Regions from separate parts of the Homo sapiens genome. Here regions 1, 2 and 4 are each linked to region 3. A link is an interaction called in ENCODE POLR2A ChIA-PET data of the cell type or tissue named here. Cell type or tissue: MCF 10A. All regions are shown on one strand. Each heading gives the region's core, and the rest is flanking DNA. Links, peaks and the distances in the headings are about the cores only.

Region 1 (4,563 bases), core at 190-4,189, 97 kb after region 3:
TGCCTGTAGTCCCAGCTGCTCGGGAGGCTGAGGCAGGAGAATGGCATGAACTCGGGAGGCGGAACTTGCAGTGAGCCGAGATCGTGCCATTGCACTCCAGACTGGGTGACAGAGTGAGACTCCGTCTCAAAAAAAAAAAATCTGCCTGTAATCCCATCACTCTGGGAGGCCGAGGTGGGTGGATCATGAGGTCAGGAGTTCAAGACCAGCCTGGCCAAGATGGTGAAACCCCATCCTACTAAAAATACAAAAAAATTAGCCAGGTGTGGTGGTGGGCGCCTGTAATCCCAGCTGAGGCACAGAATTGCTTGAACCCAGGAGGCAGAGCTGGCAGTGAGCCAAGATCACACCACTGCACTCCAGCCTGGGTGAAAAAGCGAGACTCCATCTCAAAAAAAAACAAAAAAAATTTTCAGATAAATTTCTCATCAGAATAGAATTCTATACCTGGGGCCCTTTGAATACTGTTTTGAATGTTGAACTTCATTTGAGGTGAAATAATGATGCTAACTCACATTTATTAAGCATTTACAATATGTCTTGCACCCCTGCAGGCACTTTATATCTATTTAATTTAATCATATAATGCTTATCTCTAATACCAAGGTTACATACTAGTGAGTGCCAAAGGTGGAATCCAACTCACCTTTTTCTTTTCTTTTCTCTTTTTTTTCCTTTTTTTTTTTTTTTTTCGATGGTGTCTCACTCTGCCACCCAGGCTGGAGTGCAGTGGCATGAGTTTGGTTCACTGCAATGTTTGCCTCTTGGGTTCAAGCGACTCTCTTGCCTCAGCCTCCCAAGTAGCTGGGATTATAGGTGTGTGCCACCAGGCCCAGCTAATTTTTGTATTTTTAGTAGAGACGAGGTATCACCATGTTGGCCAGGCTGGTCTTGAACTACTGACCTCAAGGGATCCGCCTGCCTCAGCCTCTCAAAATTCTGGGATTACAGGTGTGAGCCACTGTGTCTGGCCTAACACCTTTTTCTTTATAGAAAGCTGCCTGGTTTTTGAAGGAAGTCTTGAAACAATTTTTTTCTTCTTAAAAGTACTTTATAAAGTCTTTTGATTATAAAAATAATGTATGCTTATAATAGAAATTTTGGAAAATGCAAAATGTGTAAAGAAGTAGTAATTCTACTACTCCACATGTAACTGCTGTTAATATTTTAAATTCTCCTAAGGTATTTTTCTGCACATTTATTGATAATATTTCTTTTTTCTCCAAATTGTGATCTTAAAACTTTTAGACTTTCCAAAGATTTTGTAAACTTCTTTGAAATACCAGGAAGCCCATCTAACCCAGTGCAGCAAGTATGGACTTTTGAAGTTCAAACATAGTTTGGAAAATTGACCACACGGTTTCCAAGAGGAAACTAAAATTGGCAAAATGCCCTTTTCCACCCTGATAGGGGCTTTAAATGCCTAACCATTTGTTTTGCTGGCAGCAGGACCATTTTTTAGTGGCAACCAATGACTATTAGTGCCAATAAAAGTTCTTAAACCCCTCACAGCATTAATCATGCTCCAGATGTTACAAAAGTTGAGTGACCGAAAATGTACATACATTGAAGTCTTCAGCTGCTGCCTCAAGGTCATGGGGATTTCAGCTTCATTCTCTTAATTCAGAGTTAAGCCAGACCCCATCAGTGAGATTTCAGCCTCATTATAAACCACAGAGGCTTCATTTTGCATATATTTCAGCATTTTATATTTTCCTTTGGCCACTCTCATAGTGTATGTGTTCCTTTAAAACATCTCCTCTTTGATGAATAGTCCTTCCTGGGGCCCTTTTGTAGGCATGAGAGATTATACTCTGTTTTGATTCTATCTTTGCCCCTGAGATACCAACCAGTAGCATTCTTCCCACTTTGTCTGATCAAATGGAATTATTTTTAGAAGAAGCTGCTGTGTTTGAAAGACAGCTTATAATCTTAAAAAAGCCCTTTACATTGCAGACATATGGGCTTCTTGACAGTGTGTGTCTAGAATTGCAATGTTTTCTCTGCCCAGAGGACTACCTTTGAATTCACCCTTTCTGCTTGTGTGTGTCTGTAAAGATAAATGAATTGCTTTGGCACTGAATATAGTAACTGTAGCGTGCATCATTTCTGACAACTACTTCCTGAACTTCTTCCCTGAGTTTTGTACCAACTGTTCTCATTGGTTCTCCGCAGAGCTCGTGGCACAGAGGAAAATGGACATAAGGTAGCGGTAACAGGCTGGCGACTGTGGCTTTTACACATTGCTTCACACAACCCTGTCCAGGAGTTTTACACACTCACTAAACAAACAGAAGACACCATCCAATTCACTGGAGCCCCGTTGGATAAATACGGAAAGAATGTGGGAGCTATGTCATGAACCACAATGGTTTTGTGTTCTGTGTAATTTGAAGACGAGATTCCTTTGCTGTGTGTCACCTCCCATATTACCACTGTCGCCCAACATTTCATAACCATCAACTCTTTGCCAGTGCCCACATGCAAAGATGGGTTTGTATTAAAAAATAAATGAGAACAGCACATTCTGATGTGGTGTAGTATATCAGCATTTTCCATGAAACCTCGTCTCCGGCCTTCCCCTTTTAGGAAACAAAGGACCCGTGACAGAGCCTACTTATCCCGTTACAGCTCCTGGTGAGAAGGGCGAAGCCATGTCAGAAATAATAGAAAAGGCTTTTTCCTTTGAAATATCTAAACGTTCAAAGATGGGAACAGCCGCAGGGGGGAGAATACTGTGCTATGCAAGTTGATCTGATTTTGTGGACCATCCATTTCCAATTGGGAAGCTCACTTACTTTCAACTTGAAGCATCAGAAAACCAGACTTACAGCAGCTTCAGCCTATAGGGGTTTATTTTTCTCATGTAACAAGAAGAACAGAAGTGGACAGAGGCCGAGTTCTCAAGGACTCAGTTTCTTTCTGTCCCACCAACCTTACCATGTTGGATTGTCATCTTTGTGCTTGTTGCCTCATGATGGCAAGATGGCTGCAGCACCTCTGGGACTCACGACTGATTTTTAAGGTAGGAAGAAGGGGACAGGACTGTACTAGCCAGATGGCTTCCTTTCATCTGGAAAGCAAAAGGTTTCCCTGAATCCTCAGCAGATTTCTGCTGTCTTCCCATTGGCCAGAACTGTGTCACATGGTCACTTTTAATAGGTTTAAAAATGAGTTTTTCTTGGGAATATTGCTGGCTTGAACTAAATTGTGGTTCTGTTAGTGCAAAAAAGAGGAGTGGGTGGAGTTTGGTCACATACCTCACACAGCCGCTCTTCTTAAGATGCTACTTAGAGGATGGTAGGGACTGAGAGGAGGAGGCAGAAGGAGCATAGCGACCTCTTTGGAGATGTAAGTGACTGTCTACATCATGTGTTTGTAGAGCCATGGGAATCAAAAATAACTCTTGCGATAGATTAGCAGCCCCAAACTTTTTGTTCACATGCGAAAATCTCTGTAATGAATTGTTAGTTCCGTGTTACAATTATTATGAAAATCTGCTGTGTTTAAATTATTGGGAAAGTAAAAGTATGATTTTTAAAAGGTAAATCTGACCATTTTGCCCACCCCTGGCTTAAAATCCTTCAGGAGATTTCCATAGCTCTTGAGATAAAATGCACCATCCTTGGCATGGGCTCTAGAGACCTACAGGACACTATTTTAGCAGCCTCCTGTGTGTCTGTCTGCTCCAGGGCTCTCTCTCTGTCCCTCCTTTTCCCTAGAACCCTCTTTCCCCATTTGGGGCCTTGCAGCCCCTGCTTATTCTTCAGCTCTAAGATGAAGGGTTCCTTAGAGAAGCATTCCTTTACCCATCAGCCTGGCTTTGGGCACCCCAATAGGAGCGCTGAGTATTCTGATCGTCTCTTTAGCATTAATTTTTAATTTTTATTTATTTTATTTTATTTTTGAGACAGAATTTCACTTTTGTTGCCCAGGCTGGAGTGCAGTGGCACGATCTCAGCTCACTGCAACCTCCGCCTCCCGGGTTCAAGCAATTCTCTGCCTCAGCCTCCCGAGTAGCTGGGATTACAGGTGCCCGCCACCATGCCAGGCTAATTTTTTTGTATTTTTAGTAGAGATGGAGTTTCACCATGTTGGCCAGGCTGGTCTTGAACTCCTGACGTCAGGTGATCCACCTGCTTTGGCCTCGCAAAGTGCTGGGATTACAGGCATGAGCCACCATGCCCAGTGGTATTTATTTTTATAATTAATTATAAAAAATAATTAATTCTCAGTAAATTGTTTCAATTCTGCTTTCCCTGCTAGAATGTTAACTTTATGAAGGCCCCGTTGTTCTTTTTTCCTACTTGATTTGTAGCACCTAGTTGGGTGCCTGCTATGTAGTAAGCACTTAAAAAAATGTGTATTGAATGAATGAAATGAAATTTTAAAAGTATGAAGCTGCTTTGTTGATACCACATATTGGTGCCCATCAAAATACTGTCCTCGAACTGGTGTTGGCCTGCAAACTCTTCACTATTCATCTACAACAAGATAAGTCAGAAATTGAGAGGATTTAGAAACTCTTATAACAATTATCAAATTGTATGCAATGATTAGGAG
Region 2 (4,563 bases), core at 379-4,378, 110 kb after region 3:
CAGAGTTTGAGGCTTGGCAGTGGAAAGAATGTGTGGGTCAGTGATGAGCTTTCAGAAAAGAGGTGCTTAAAAAGCTTACACAGTAACCTCCAAGGACCAGGTTTCTACTGGCTACATGGATATGTAGAAGAACCAGTGGCCCATTCATTCACCCAGCAATCATGTGTCCTCCATTTATGTACCCAACATTCACGTGTCCTCCATTTATTCACCCAACAATCACCTGTCCTCCATTTATTCACCCAACAATCACGTGTCCTCCATTTGTTCACCCAGCAATCACGTGTCCTCCATTCATTCACCCAGCAATCACATGTCCAGCACCTACCTCGAGCCAGGTGCTACTTAGAGCCTTGTTCAGCAGTGAACAAAAGAGGCTGAGTCCCTTCATGAAGGAGTTCGCAGACTAGATGAGAAGACAGGCAAACAGGCAGTTGGGACACAGTGTGGGGAATGCTACAGTAGGGTAAATAAGGGGAGCTGTCGGGGGGATGGCCCCAGTGGTAACAAAAACTTAAGGCTGCAAAGATTAATCTATTTAGAGTGAGTGGCAGAATCAAAGGCCCAAAGACAAGAAGGAGCCTGGCTTTTTGGAAAGTAAAAGTGGAGCTGTGTGGCTGGAGCGAAGGGTAGGTGGCAAAGAAGAGAAAAGACCTGAGGTTGGAGAGGTAAGCAAGGGCTGATCACAGGGAGCAGAGCCTGCCCCTCCAGTCCCACCCAACCTGCCTAGAGTCTGTGTTTTATCCTGCGGCAGGGAGGGAGTTGGAAACAAGAAGGCCAGTTACAAGAGAGTAGTGACTGTGTAAGTGAAAAGAAACAAATGGAGTTGAGAGATTTATAGGCGGGATAATGGACAGGCCTTGTTAATTGATTGGCTAAAGAAGAAGTAAAGGGAGACTCTCAAGTTTCTAGCATGGGCAACTGGGTCAAGGGAGATGCTGTTCACTGAAATAGGAAACAGGAGGAAGGACTAGTTTATGGGGGAAGATGAAGAGCTTATTTTGAGCATGTGGATTTTGAAGGGCCTGTGGGGAATGTAAATGGGGAATGGCAGCAGACAGCTGGATTTATGTGTCTGGAGCCTGGAAGAGAGGTCTGGACTGGTGGCACTGGATGATTGATCTCCAGCTTTGGATGATGATGGAAGCCTCAGAATCATCGGGATGAACCAGAGGAGAGGAAAGAGTAAGAAAAGAACAAAACGAGGGCTAGACCAGCAGAGAATACAGCCACTTAGGGATGAGCAGAAGCCGAAGAACTCACAAAGGGAGAGGAGCCCACACAGGACACTGGGAGGAGGGGCTGGGAAAGTAGGAGTTAAAGGAGTTAAAGAGCTGGATGTCCTGAAGTCAAGGGATGAAAAGCACATTAAAGGGGGAACAATAAGCAACTTGGGAAGCTACTGAGAGGTCAAGGAAGAAAAGACTCAAGGCAGTCACTGGATCAAGCCACAGGGAGGTTTTAGTAACCTTGCTAAGACTGACTCCGAGGAGTGCTGGGTGGATGCAGAAAGGAAGGGAGGAAGACAGCGTCACAGAGACAGTGAATGCGAGCTACTCTCCAAAGACTGCAGCTGAGAAAGAAGGACAGATGGAGGGGCAGGTGAGGTCAAGGAAAGTTCTTAATTACGCTGCCATCTTTAAAAATTGAAGTAAATTGTATTTGTTTATATGGTGATGGGTAGGAGGCTATAGAAGAAAGGCTGAAGGAACAGGGAGAGTGAATAACTGATAAGAGTGGAGTTTCTGAAAAGGCAAGATACCATGGAAGGCATTGGCCTTGGACAGAAATGATAAGAATAGTAACAGCAATATTAATAATTAAAGAAAGTTTCTTGTGCCAGGCACCATGTACCTTTTCCATTATCTCTGTTTGTTTGTTTGTTTGTTTGTTTGAGACAAGGTCTTGCTCAGTTGCCCAGGCTGGAGTGCAGTGGTGCAATCATGGCTCACTGCAGCCTCGATCTCGACTCCGCCTCAAAAAAAAAAAAAAAGTGGGGGACAATCTTTAACTGAGGCCCTCACAATTGCTCCATGTCACAGAGCTAATAAATGATGCAGCTGGGGCTCGTTCCATCCTTAACAGAGGAATAAAGGGGAAGATGGACTCAGGTGCAGTAATGTTGCAGGTTTGGTGACTGTGGGCATTGTCCTCTGATTACCTCTATCTCCTGTGAAGTAGGAGGTAGGGGGGTGGTGGCGGAGGGGTCAATGGGAGGGAGAGGTTACCCAATCACCTGTAGTGAATGCTGTGACAGATGAGCAGCTGTTGAGGGCCACATCTCCAGTAGCTCCGGCAGCCAGCGGGCAGAAGAAGGAGGAGTCGGTGACACAGGACTGGGACTGGTTCTCACTTGTCTCTCCCTGTTTTTAACCTTCCAAAACTGAGGGAGGACCTGCCTTAGAGGTGTACTAGCTGGAGTGCCAATTTAGTTCCAGAAAGGAAGTGGAATCTCTGGTTACCTGCCAATGTTAATACATGTCAGAACAATAGTCCTGCTTGGGTCCTAGAAAATTGTGGTGCAACACCCATGTCATTATCGTCCTTATAATTTTTCATAGGCTTTGTAGCAACTTTGTAATTTGTGCTGAATTTCATTGACATACCAAATCTCAACAGCACAATACTTTTTAGTTCTGAAATGTTTCATTCATTCCATCTTTCATTTATTCATTCCACAAATATTTATTGAGAGTCAGGCAGTGGTGGCCAATACATCCAATGTTCCTGTCCTCACAAACCAGGAAAACACACCTATTTTAACTAGACTAGATGTGCGCCCCATGAGGTCATGGGCTTTGATTATTTTATTCACCACTTCATTCTGAGTGCCTGAAACAGTGCCTGGCATGTAAGGGATGCTCAATAAATGTTTGTTTGCAGAGGTGCATTTATCATGAAACTAAACAGAGTTTAAGCTTCATAGCCCCTCAATTGCACTGTCCTCTTTCATGGCTCTGGGAGGGGACTACTGTGTGCTCTCATGGTAATCTGTTTTTATAAAAATTTCAAAGGTAAGATACTTTAACTAGTTCTCTGTCTCTACCCTAACTTCCCCTCTACCACTTTCCGCTGATGTCAGTGACATTGGAGAGGCCATGGGCATTCTGGATATCCAGCTAAGAGGAAGTTGCATTGGGACTACATTTAGTATGGGATGTTGGGGACATATTTATGGGATGTGGGAGACGTATGTGGTATGCTGTCACTTAGGTAGATATGAAGTTATTGCTAGCTAGCAATATATAGCAATATAGCTATATCAGTACATAGGTGACGTCCAGGAATACTCCTTTACTCACTGTAAAGACCCACCTGGCATGTCATAAAGGTACAGGGTCAGATGTGATGTCACAAAATGAGCCTGTCCTGGGCTCCTGGCACTAGAAGTTTGGGGGTGGTAGAGAAACAAGGGCTTTTTTAAAAGAAGGCCTCCAAAATTGTCCAAGCTTCAGGCCCCTCAAAATGTGAATCTGCCCTTAACTGGATATGGATAAATCTAAATCAGCTCATACTTTATTTTCTCTCACATTTACAGACTACAGAGCCTAAGTCAAAGCTTGTTCTTGGACCCAGGAAATATGTCAAATCCTTCCAGTGAATGGTATGTCTTCCTAAATGACGCACTTGTGAGAACAGCTGGACCTAACTGTCTAAAGGACAGCTAGCTTCCAGCCCGATTTTCAGAGCTGATATATCAAAATCTAATTCCTTTTACAGAATAGCCAAATAAATATTTTCACTGTCAAATTCTTCACACCAAATGCTGTACAAGCAAAATCATTATACCTTAGATAATGACTGTATTATATTCGTAGATTTCTAGTGGTGTTCATTTATTCACTCACTCACTTGATAAATACACGAAGTCCTTACTACAAGTCAGGTATTGGGGGTAATACATTAACTAAGACACAGTCCCCTTCTTCAAAGAGTCTAGTGGGGGAGTGAGACATTTAAACAGGCGATGACAATACATGATTCACACTAAGATTGGGGTTGATGATGAGCACAGCATTTTCGAAGCACTTGGGTGGAGCTCCCACCTTGGCAAGGCAAGTCAGGGAATGCTTCTTGGAAAAGCTGAGTCAACCTCTCGGCAGGGATGCTGGAGCACTGGGTGGGAGGGTGAACTGGATCAAAGGTTCCCAAATCTGGCTGATCATCAGAATCACCTGGGGGAGCTTCGAGAGTCCCAGGCTTGCCCCCAACCTACTGACTCAATTTCAGTGGGGTGAATTTCAGGAATCTGTCTCCTAAAAAATAAAAGCATGCCTGGTGGGTTTTTGATCCACCAAATTTGGTGAAGTGGATGACTTGTGATTTTGGGGAGAGGGCCCAGGGCAGGAAGGGGTAGATAAAAAAGCCCACGGGAGGCTGCAGAATGCCCTATGGAAAAGGCAGAGTAAGGAGGGGCTAAGGCACAGGTAGGCAGAGGAGACTTTCCAGGCAAGGGGAAAAAGAACCTTCTACATGGGCTGTTTGAAGGAGCTCAGGCCCTTTTAGAACAGTCACTCAGCATGGCTGGCAGCTCACAGGGCCGCTGGCTAACTCAGGTTCGGA
Region 3 (4,563 bases), core at 207-4,206:
TACAAACAGAAGGTTCCAATTACGGCCAGGCACGGTGGCTCACGCCTGTAATCCCAGCAGTTTGGGAGGCCGAGGTGGGCGGATCACGATGTCAGGAGATTGAGACCATCCTGGCTAACAGTGAAACCCCGTGTCTACTAAAAATACAAAAAATTAGCCGGGTGTGGTGGCGGACGCATGTAGTCCCAGCTACTTGGGAGGCTGAGGCAAGAGAATGGCGTGAACCTGGGAGGCGGGGCTTGCAGTGAGCCAAGATGGCGCCACTGCACGCCAGCCTGGGTGACAGAGTGAGACTCCATCTCCCCGCCAAAAAAAAAAAAAAGAGAAGGTTCCAATTACAAAATACTTATATTAAAAAAGAAAGTCCTAAAAGCAATGACCTACACTTCCTTAGGTCAAAGAAATACATCCCAATGGACGGGGATACATTTTTTTTCTCACATACCCTAAACATTTATATTACTAAACCATGTGGTAGGCACAAGGGCATACAGATTATGTTCTGATATAATACAATGAACTCAGGAATCAATAATTTTTATAAATATTCAAATTTGGAAACTAAAAAAAATATAACTTAATAACCCTTACGTTAAAAAGGAAATCAATAAAAATCAGGAAACATTTAGAAAATATATGTTAGAGCCAAGGAAGAACTTGAGGAAAATATATGGCTTTAAACATTTACCAGAAATAAGAAGGTGAAAAAAAAGAAAAGCCTAACAAAGAAAAGCCAAATAAATAAAAAGGAAAGAAATAATAAAGGACAGAAATCAATGAAAATCTAGTCCAAATGAACAATTAAGAAGATAACAAAACCAAAAGCTGTTTCTTGGTAAATATTAATAGCCTAGATAAAATTCTAGTAAGATTCATCAAGAAAAAGACAAAGAAGATCCAAAAGAAGAGAAATGACAAAATTATCAGAAGAAATAAAGAGGATTTGAATAGATTGAAAGAAAACAGGTTGAAAAACAGATCAAAAGATTAAAGCAACTGAAATGGCAATGCTCTTCTCCCAACAAAGTAAAACAAAACGAACTCCGTGATGAGACCTTTTTTTAATAGGTGGATTCTACTAAGCTTTTAAGAAACATTCTATTCTTATCTTATACAAGTTGTTTCAGAAAGTTAAAAAGAACAAAAGCTACGGTCATTTTTATCAGGCTAGTATTGAATCTAAAACCAGATAACAATGCTATAAAGTTACAGCCTAAATAAAATACTGACTAATCAAATCCAACAGTGTTTTTTTGTTGTTAATTATTAAAGGCTAAAAGAAAAAACTCAGGTGGTTATCTTGATAGAAGCAGGAAAACAACTGGACAAAAGAAGAACCTACTTAATAATTTTTTTAATCTATGCAAACCTGGAATAGAAGGGAGTTTCCTTAATTTAGCAAAGGTTATATATATATATCAAAAACGTATAACAAATATAAAATAGAGACTTCAAAAGCCTTTCCCTATGTCAACAAATATGACCATGCTGTCTAGCACAGTGCCAGACTGGCCAACACTGTAAAAAATAAGAGTGTAACATTTGAAAAGAAAGAGAGAAAACTGTCACTGCTGCTGATGACATCATCATCTATCTAGAAGAACCAAAACAATCCACAAATAGAATAACATTTCTCCACCAAAATTAATCTATAAATGTAATGCAATCTCAAATTGCCAGTTTGATTCTTTAAAGAATTCAATAAACAGCCTACAATGTTCATGCTAAAATAAAGGCTAACCAACAGCTAAATCAACCTCAAAAAAAAAAATAAACTTGCTTGACCAGATATTAAAACATACTATGAAGTATAGCCAACAGTAAGAGATATGAGCACAAAAACAAATACCCAAATAGAACTAAATGAGAACTTACTCTGGGACACAAAGAACTAAATGATAATAAAGGATTAAAAGGTACCCACAAATCAATGGCAAAAACAATAGAAATTTGTTAATGGTTCTTGGCTATCCAAAATGTGAAGACTCAACCTTTAAGCAGTCATTCTCCCTAAGTAAAAATAAATAATTAAGCAAATATTTAGAATTATATGTATAACTTCTTAAAAGCTCAAAAGTTTAACTACACCGATGGCTCTTTATTATATAGCGCTTGAGATACATACTTTAAAGCTCCTAAATTATTAAAAGAATAACCCCTGAAATAAATTGAAATATGGTAATTTGCAGCTTCTATAAAATTACTTTTATTAATTTAATAATTACACATTAACACTCAAAAATAGTCAATGAAAGTTAGAAAAAAGTGTACCTGCAAATATAACCGTGCTTTTCTCTTTCTCCAAAACTAAGCTCTGTTCATCTTTAAATTCAGTACTAGTATCAAACTTCCATTTCAAAAAGGAAAGGAACTGCTATGTTTATTCTACCACAGCCTCAAAATGTACAGAGGCATTCATTACAGGCATGCTCTGGCTACCCAAGTGCTATGAGTCATGTTTATTTTCAAAGACAACACTTTGAAATCAATCAGAAGGACTGTGAAAAAGTACATTAAGAAAAACATTGGTATCTACCAAATGTAAAGTTTTCAAAATTAGACCATCAGCCAAGATACAAACTTGTAAAACTGAAATCACTACAAAGAATTTCACAAATTTAAGTAGCTAATGGCTATGGGTTTAAATGGTCAAAATAAAAATTGCTGATCACTTAGAATCAACCACAAGGAACAAAAAAAGTATGGTGAAATCACACATGTGGTATAAAATTAATGAAATTATTACCCAGTAGCCTTTTGCATACCAGGTTTTCAGGGGTCACTCATTCTAAATCTTATTTATTCAAAACTTTTTGTGAGTGCTATAATTTCAACTAGAAACTTCTAATAAGCAAAAACTTGCATGTATGCCAAAGAATCTTTAATAACACTACACACTATGAGTAATAACACTGTCATTCTACTAATTAAACTCAAATTTAAACAAGCTACTTTCAGTGGCAGACATAAAAACCAAAATTCCTTATCACTTTGACTTTGAAAATAACACTCTTAGGAGGTATTCTGGACATAATCAAAGTCCAGGCTCTCTCACTATTTTTATTCAGTGAAGTTATTACTGTTTCTCTTAACTTTGGAAAATGTCAATGACTTGCTGAGGGAGAACAGGCAGGCAGAGCTAAAGGAGGAAAATGAGGGCTTAATATAAATGGGGGTAAATAAATAGGTGGGAAAATATGCCCCAGACAGCTATTAAACAAAGGGAGACTACTATTGTGTGCCTTATCCACTAGAAAAAAACAATATTTTAAAATTGTACAAATGTGGCCAGGCGCAGTGGCTCACGCCTGTAATCTCAGCACTTTAGGAGGCCGAGGCGGGCAGATCACTTGAGGTCAGGAGTTCGAGACCAGCCTGGCCAACATGGTAAAACCCCGTCTCTACCAAAAAAAAAAAAAAAAAAAAAATTAGCCAGGCATGGTGGTGGGTGCCTGTAGTCCCAGCTACTTGGGAGGCTGAGGCAGGAGAATCGCTTAAGCCCATGAGGCAGGGGTTGCAGTAAGCCGAGATTGCGCCATTGCACTCCAGCCTGGGCAACACAGCAAGACCCTGTCTCAAACAAAAACAAACAAAAAAAGGACAATTGATAAAAGATTTAGAGAGGGCTGATAAAGATATGAAAAACATTAAAGCTAGCTAGTAAAGAAATGCAAGTTAAATAAAACAAGATATCCTTTTAGACTTTGATACTTAGGAGAAAACAGTAATGTTAGAGTGGGAAAAGGGCATCCTCATACCTTGCTGATAAAAAAGCAAAGGCTCTTGTCCTTATGCATCAAGAACCTTTGAAACGTGAATATCCACTGACTCAGCAGATTACACTTCTGTAGGTTTCACTTAAAGCATGTAAAATGTTAAACTGAACTACATGATGATTGGAAATTCTGACAAGCGACTGGGTAAATACAATTGTAGATTGAATCTTAAGAAACTGCTGATATTCAACCACTTGTGAATAGAAAGACTAAGCAATTTTAAAATGATACATATCTACACTCGAAATTGACACCTTCTGATATTAAATAAGGGGGAAGGATACAAAACACTACTTTGGGGAGTGGGGGAGAGAAAAGACCAGTAAGAACATAATATTTAGAAGTCAACTCGATGTCAGGCACTTTTAACATACATCGTCCTTAATTTCTTACCATCATTCTGTGATGTACAGTTACTCCCAGTTCATAGATTTGGAAGCAAGTCTCAGAGAAGTTACAAAAATTTAGGGAACTATTAAGAGGCAAGGCTAGAGTTCAAACCAGGCCTACCTATCTGACTACAATGTCCGAGTTATTTCCACTTCATCACACTAATACATTCCTTTCTGAAGTGTATCAGAAATGATACTCCTTTAAATGCATGAGATAATAAAAATATTTGTTATGTGCTGAGCTGTGCCCCTCCAACACCCACCAAATTCACATGTGAAAATCCTTACCCCCATTACCTCAGAATGTGACTGTATTTGAAGACAGGGCCTTAAAGAGGTAACTGAGGTAAACTGAGTATACAGGTGGGCCCTAATCCAATATGAATGGTGCCCTT
Region 4 (4,563 bases), core at 432-4,431, 130 kb after region 3:
AGCCCTGGGGTGAATGAACCCTGCAAAGCTACTACTTGGCACTCACCCAGCAGTTTGCAAAAGGCAGTGAAAGGAAATGTTCACAGTCAATTGATAGCAGCAGGACCCTTAGGGAGCTAGAGTGAGGGATGGGACCAGCCAAGGCCATTTGGACGGGCATCCAGGTCACCACGCAAAAGCCTTCCTGGGAACTCTCAGGACAATGACGGTTTGGAGCCCTGGCTTCACATTTCACTTTGAAAGAGGCCACCACCTAAATGGGTTGAGATGCTCCTTTCTGCCTCTCTCTAGTCAAAGGTTCATACTGCCCAGGAGAAGAGTGAAAAGGGAAAATCAGCCTTATTAGCATGTATTTATTTGGGGCCTTGGCTCTGAGGCAGCATTTCGTGGTGCCTTTTAGGACTGGAAGAGAGAGGCTAGAAGATTCCTGCTATATTTGAAAGCAATTCATGACTTAATTTCACATTTTTTAGTTCTGGATTATGTAGGGTGCTTATATATTCAATTATTACCTCGTATTAAGATTTCAAATTGTGATCTTCCTATTTCCCAAAGAAGAGAGCTTGAGGAGTTCATTAGGCCAGGATTCTTCTTCCTTTGAGAGACAACCAAGCAGATGGTGTTGCTAATGCGCAGACACCTGCACAGATGCCCTGCTGAGGCCCAAACAACATCTGTGGCTTTTCTTCATACCCAATAAATAACTTACCTTTCCCTCTCTGATTTTTCCTCTTTTAAAATTCTGTATAGTTACTAATGGAGGTGATAAGGATAATGCAGGGCAGGACTTTTAAAACACTTTTAAAGCAACAAAACCCTCTTTCAATTGAAATCTGTGCCTAACTTCAGCATGTAAAACCAAAAAGAAAGGCCAGGTGTAGTAGCCCATGCCTGTAATCCTAGCATTTTGGGAGGCGGAGGTGGGAGGATTTCTTAAGGCTAGGAGTTTAAGACCAACCTGGATAATATAGCAAGACTCTGTCTCTACAAAAAATACAAAAATTAGCTGGGTGTTGTGGTGCACACACCTGTAGTCCCAGCTACTCAGGAGGCTGAGCCAGGAGGATCTCTTGTTTTTTGAGATGGAGTCTCACTCTTTTGCCCAGACTGGAGTGCAATGACGCGATCTCGGCTCACTGCAACCTCCGCCTCCCAGGTTCAAGCAATTCTCCTGCCTCGCCTTTCGAGTAGCTGGGATTACAGACATGCACTACCACACCCAGCTAATTTTTCTATTTTTAGTAGAGACGGGGTTTCACTATGTTGGCCAGGCTGGTCTCGAACTCCTGACTTCAAGTGATCTGCCCACCTTGGCCTCCCAAAGTGCTGGGATTACAGGTGTAAGCCACTGCACCCGGCCATTAGGAGGATCTCTTTTTATTTTATTTTATTTTTTTTTGAGACAGAGTCTCGCTCTGTCGCCCAGGCTGGAGTGCAGTGGCGCAGTCTCGGCTCACTGCAAGCTCCATCTCCCAGGTTCATGCCATTCTCCTGCCTCAGCCTCCAGAGTAGCTGGGACTACAGGCACCTGCCACCACACCCAGCTAATTTTTTTGTATTTTAGTAGAGATGGGGTTTCACCGTGTTAGCCAGGATGGTCTCGATCTCCTGACCTCGTGATCCGCCCGCCTCAGCCTCCCAAAGTGCTTGGATTACAGGCATGAGCCACCACGCCTGGCCCTGGAGGATCTCTTAAGCCCAGGAGTTTGAGGCTGCAGTGAGCTATGATCATGCCACTGCACTTCAGCCTGAGCAACAGAGCAAGACCCCATCTAAAAAAAAAAAAAGTAGGGGGCTGGGTGCAGTGGCTCACACCTATAGTTCCAGCACTTTAGGAGGCCAAGGTGGGCAGTTCACTTGAGGCCAGGAGTTCAAGACCAGCCTTGCCAACATGGTAAAACCCCATCTCTACTAAAATTACAAAAATCAGCCGGGCATTGTGGCACACACCTGTAATCCTAGCCACTCCGGAAGCTGAGGCAAAAGAATCGCTTGAACCTGGAAGGTGAAGGTTGCAGAAGCCAAGATTGCACCACTGCACTCCAGCATGGTTGACAGAGCAAGACTGTCTGAGAAAAAAAAAGAAAGAAAGAAAAGAAAAGAAAAAAAGTAGTGGTTCTTTGGTTAAGCTGGGATGGGGACCTGGAGTCTTGACCTCCTCGCTTCTGGCCCCTGGGAAGCAAATCTCACATAAATTCCAGAATGCTGCCATCATCCCAATCAGAATTTCTCAATCTCCAAGGGAAATTTTATCATCTGGCACTTCAATGGCTGTTTTAAAATGTTACAAAAGATTTGGCAAGGTCCCAATGGGAGGGGCAGGCACCTACATCTGGGCTTGGAAGCCAACGATGTGATATGAGGGAGTCTAAGTGGCCACTGCCAGCTCCGCTCTGGGGACTGCCAGCCTCCAATCCTGCTTGCTGTCTACATCACATAATGTGCCTGGTTGAGAAAAGGCCTTAGGAAGAGCCAGAGAGTGCCAGAGAATGGAAAGAGTATGACACATGCCTCGCTGAGGTCGGACAGCGCGTCAGCCTTACTTTCCCAGCTGACTAAGGACGCCTCCCACCAAGCTGCTTGCCTGCTGAAGCCTGTCTTGAAAACTGACAGTAGATGGCTGTGACTACCCAGAGTTTTTTCCCCAGCAGTTAATGAACACACAGCAGACGCATGCATGCAATACCTTGGAATCATCCCAGAGGCTCCAGGTCAGGTCTCCTTGTCTGAACGCCCCTACCTAGCTGGGCCACACAAGCAGTTTCCATGCTGAGTCCACTAAGTAATCCAAAACAATTGTTCCTTGGGATTTTTCTGAAAAAGAGATAGAAAGTGCTCTGCCTCGGTGAGCAGAGGGAGCTGCTTCAGTATTGGAAACAAAGATAACTGAAATGCAGTCTTTAGAATCTGATAAACCCTCTTCCCAGGACAAGAAAGGCATGAAGTCAGGCCTGAGCTTTGGGGCTCATTTCAGGTACATGCTGGCTTTAGCAACAGAGGAAAAGCCATTATCCCTGTCTTCTTAATTTCCCTCAGCAATCAGCCCTAGCAGGTTCACCATGTTCTCTGTGCAGTTTGAGACAAACTCACTAAACGTCCTGTTCTCTGAAAAATGATCCATCCAAGAGGGCACAGGCCAAGAGTGTTTCTCCTTTTGGTATCAGGGACAGGTTGTAATGCTGCCGTGATCAAAGGCATGAGTTCCTCAGGTGAGGGGGCAGCCCGGCTACAGCCCTGGTGGGGAGGGCTGCACTTAGCGTAGGAGCTGGCTATTTCACTGCCCCCACCCCATCTTCATTGCTTCTAGGCATCCAGAGCTCTATGGTGTAACGTATATCCTGGAATAGTTCCAACATCTCTGTTCCAGGACTTGCTGGACACAGAACCACTTGTGATACGGTTAGAAAAGTCACTTTTCATCTCCTGTCCTAAGCTGCTAAGAAAAACGAATCATGTAGCCTAGATTTACATGTTTGCCTTTTTCTGGTGATCATGAGTGACTGATCTGAGCAATAAGTATATGACTGAGAGGCCCTCGCCAGGCATTTGTGGAGCGGATTGCCGAAGCTTGGTTAGTTAAGCAATATGCCAGAAATTTGGAGATCATGAACTCTGACTTTTGCCACCTTGCCACATGCTCTTCAGCCAGTTATTTCTCCTATGTTCTGCCTTTATAAAATGGGGATAAGCTATCTCTGAGGTTGTTTTAAGAAGAGACACTAATGAAAATGATTGTCAAGTGCCTCTCTAAAGAGAAAGTACAGTAGGCATAAGTGCTTTATGTGATGAAATTCCATCTTTCTTCCTCCCTTTGCAACCTGAACCATGGAATCAATAATGTTTTTCCAAGTGCAGTGTCCCCAGGACAAAATATGAATCAGTTTCCTGAGCTCGGCAGCCCTCGGATGGGGAGTAGCCCCTGCCCTCTGGGGCCTGGTGTCCAGGGTGTGGCTGGCTTTACTGCTGTAAGTGCCCATCTTATCCTGGGATTCCAGCCAAGATGCCAGTGTTGCAAATTTCTCTGATTTCAGAGGAAGATTTGTTTAGGGGTTGAGTCTTCACAGTGGCTTTTGCCATCTATCTCCATTTTATTTTCTCTTTTATCGAGTACCTATTGTACCCCAGGCACTGTGCTAAATGCATTCACCTACATTATCTTGTTTAATCCTCTGAGCAGCTCGGCGAGGGGGGTGTCATTACCATTCTTATTTTACCTCACGAAATAGGCACTTGGAGGGAGTGAAACGAGTTAGCAAGGTAACACAGAAAACAACGGGCAAGGCCAGGATTCCAACCCAAGCTCATCATTACTCTCCCATGCTTCCTTTCCCACAGTTGCCCTACATTCAGACACTTCCCATTTAAGAGAAAATCAAACTGCAGTTTGAGAAAGCACTAACTAGAGAGTTCAAGGGAGTGGGGTCTTCTGCCCACACCTATGGGGAATATGCTGTAGGCATGGCTATTGGGTACTACCTGCCTTGGAGGATGAGGGTGAAGGGAATGGGGTCCTTCCTCCTTCACCTGGTCCTGTAGACCAGTGCCCAGGCCTGTGTGTTCTCA

The links. Peaks named below come from ENCODE experiments on the same cell type or tissue, not always from the same donor. Only the 100,000 strongest peaks of a DNase experiment are listed, where the experiment ranks them.
Region 1: POLR2A ChIA-PET joins it to region 3 with 13 read pairs; 3 of 35 experiments call an interaction of 5 or more read pairs at or near these places.
Region 2: POLR2A ChIA-PET joins it to region 3 with 11 read pairs; 3 of 35 experiments call an interaction of 5 or more read pairs at or near these places.
Region 4: POLR2A ChIA-PET joins it to region 3 with 26 read pairs; 9 of 35 experiments call an interaction of 5 or more read pairs at or near these places.

The regions. Positions count from the first base shown.
Region 1 is chr1:225,698,082-225,702,644 of GRCh38, forward strand. It overlaps LOC102723834 (a long non-coding RNA gene), which reads left to right. Exons shown (of 4, transcript XR_426933.4): 2 at 2,176-3,025. Among named protein-coding and RNA genes, the nearest start is that of ENAH, 47 kb to the left of the region's middle. RefSeq lists an enhancer at 1,675-2,874. In MCF 10A, for the core only: no CTCF peak of the experiment used is centred there; a DNase peak (open chromatin) is centred at 2,350.
Region 2 is chr1:225,706,965-225,711,527 of GRCh38, forward strand. It overlaps LOC102723834 (a long non-coding RNA gene), which reads left to right. Exons shown (of 4, transcript XR_426933.4): 3 at 3,539-3,604. Among named protein-coding and RNA genes, the nearest start is that of ENAH, 56 kb to the left of the region's middle. RefSeq lists an enhancer at 3,310-4,509. In MCF 10A, for the core only: no CTCF peak of the experiment used is centred there; DNase peaks (open chromatin) are centred at 2,417 and 4,047.
Region 3 is chr1:225,601,216-225,605,778 of GRCh38, forward strand. The region is part of intron 1 of ENAH (ENAH actin regulator); the gene reads right to left. Among named protein-coding and RNA genes, the nearest start is that of ENAH, 50 kb to the right of the region's middle. In MCF 10A, for the core only: no CTCF peak of the experiment used is centred there; a DNase peak (open chromatin) is centred at 2,436.
Region 4 is chr1:225,733,427-225,737,989 of GRCh38, forward strand. No RefSeq gene overlaps it. Among named protein-coding and RNA genes, the nearest start is that of SRP9, 42 kb to the right of the region's middle. In MCF 10A, for the core only: a CTCF peak has its summit at 2,610 (motif pointing right); DNase peaks (open chromatin) are centred at 2,425, 3,465 and 3,935.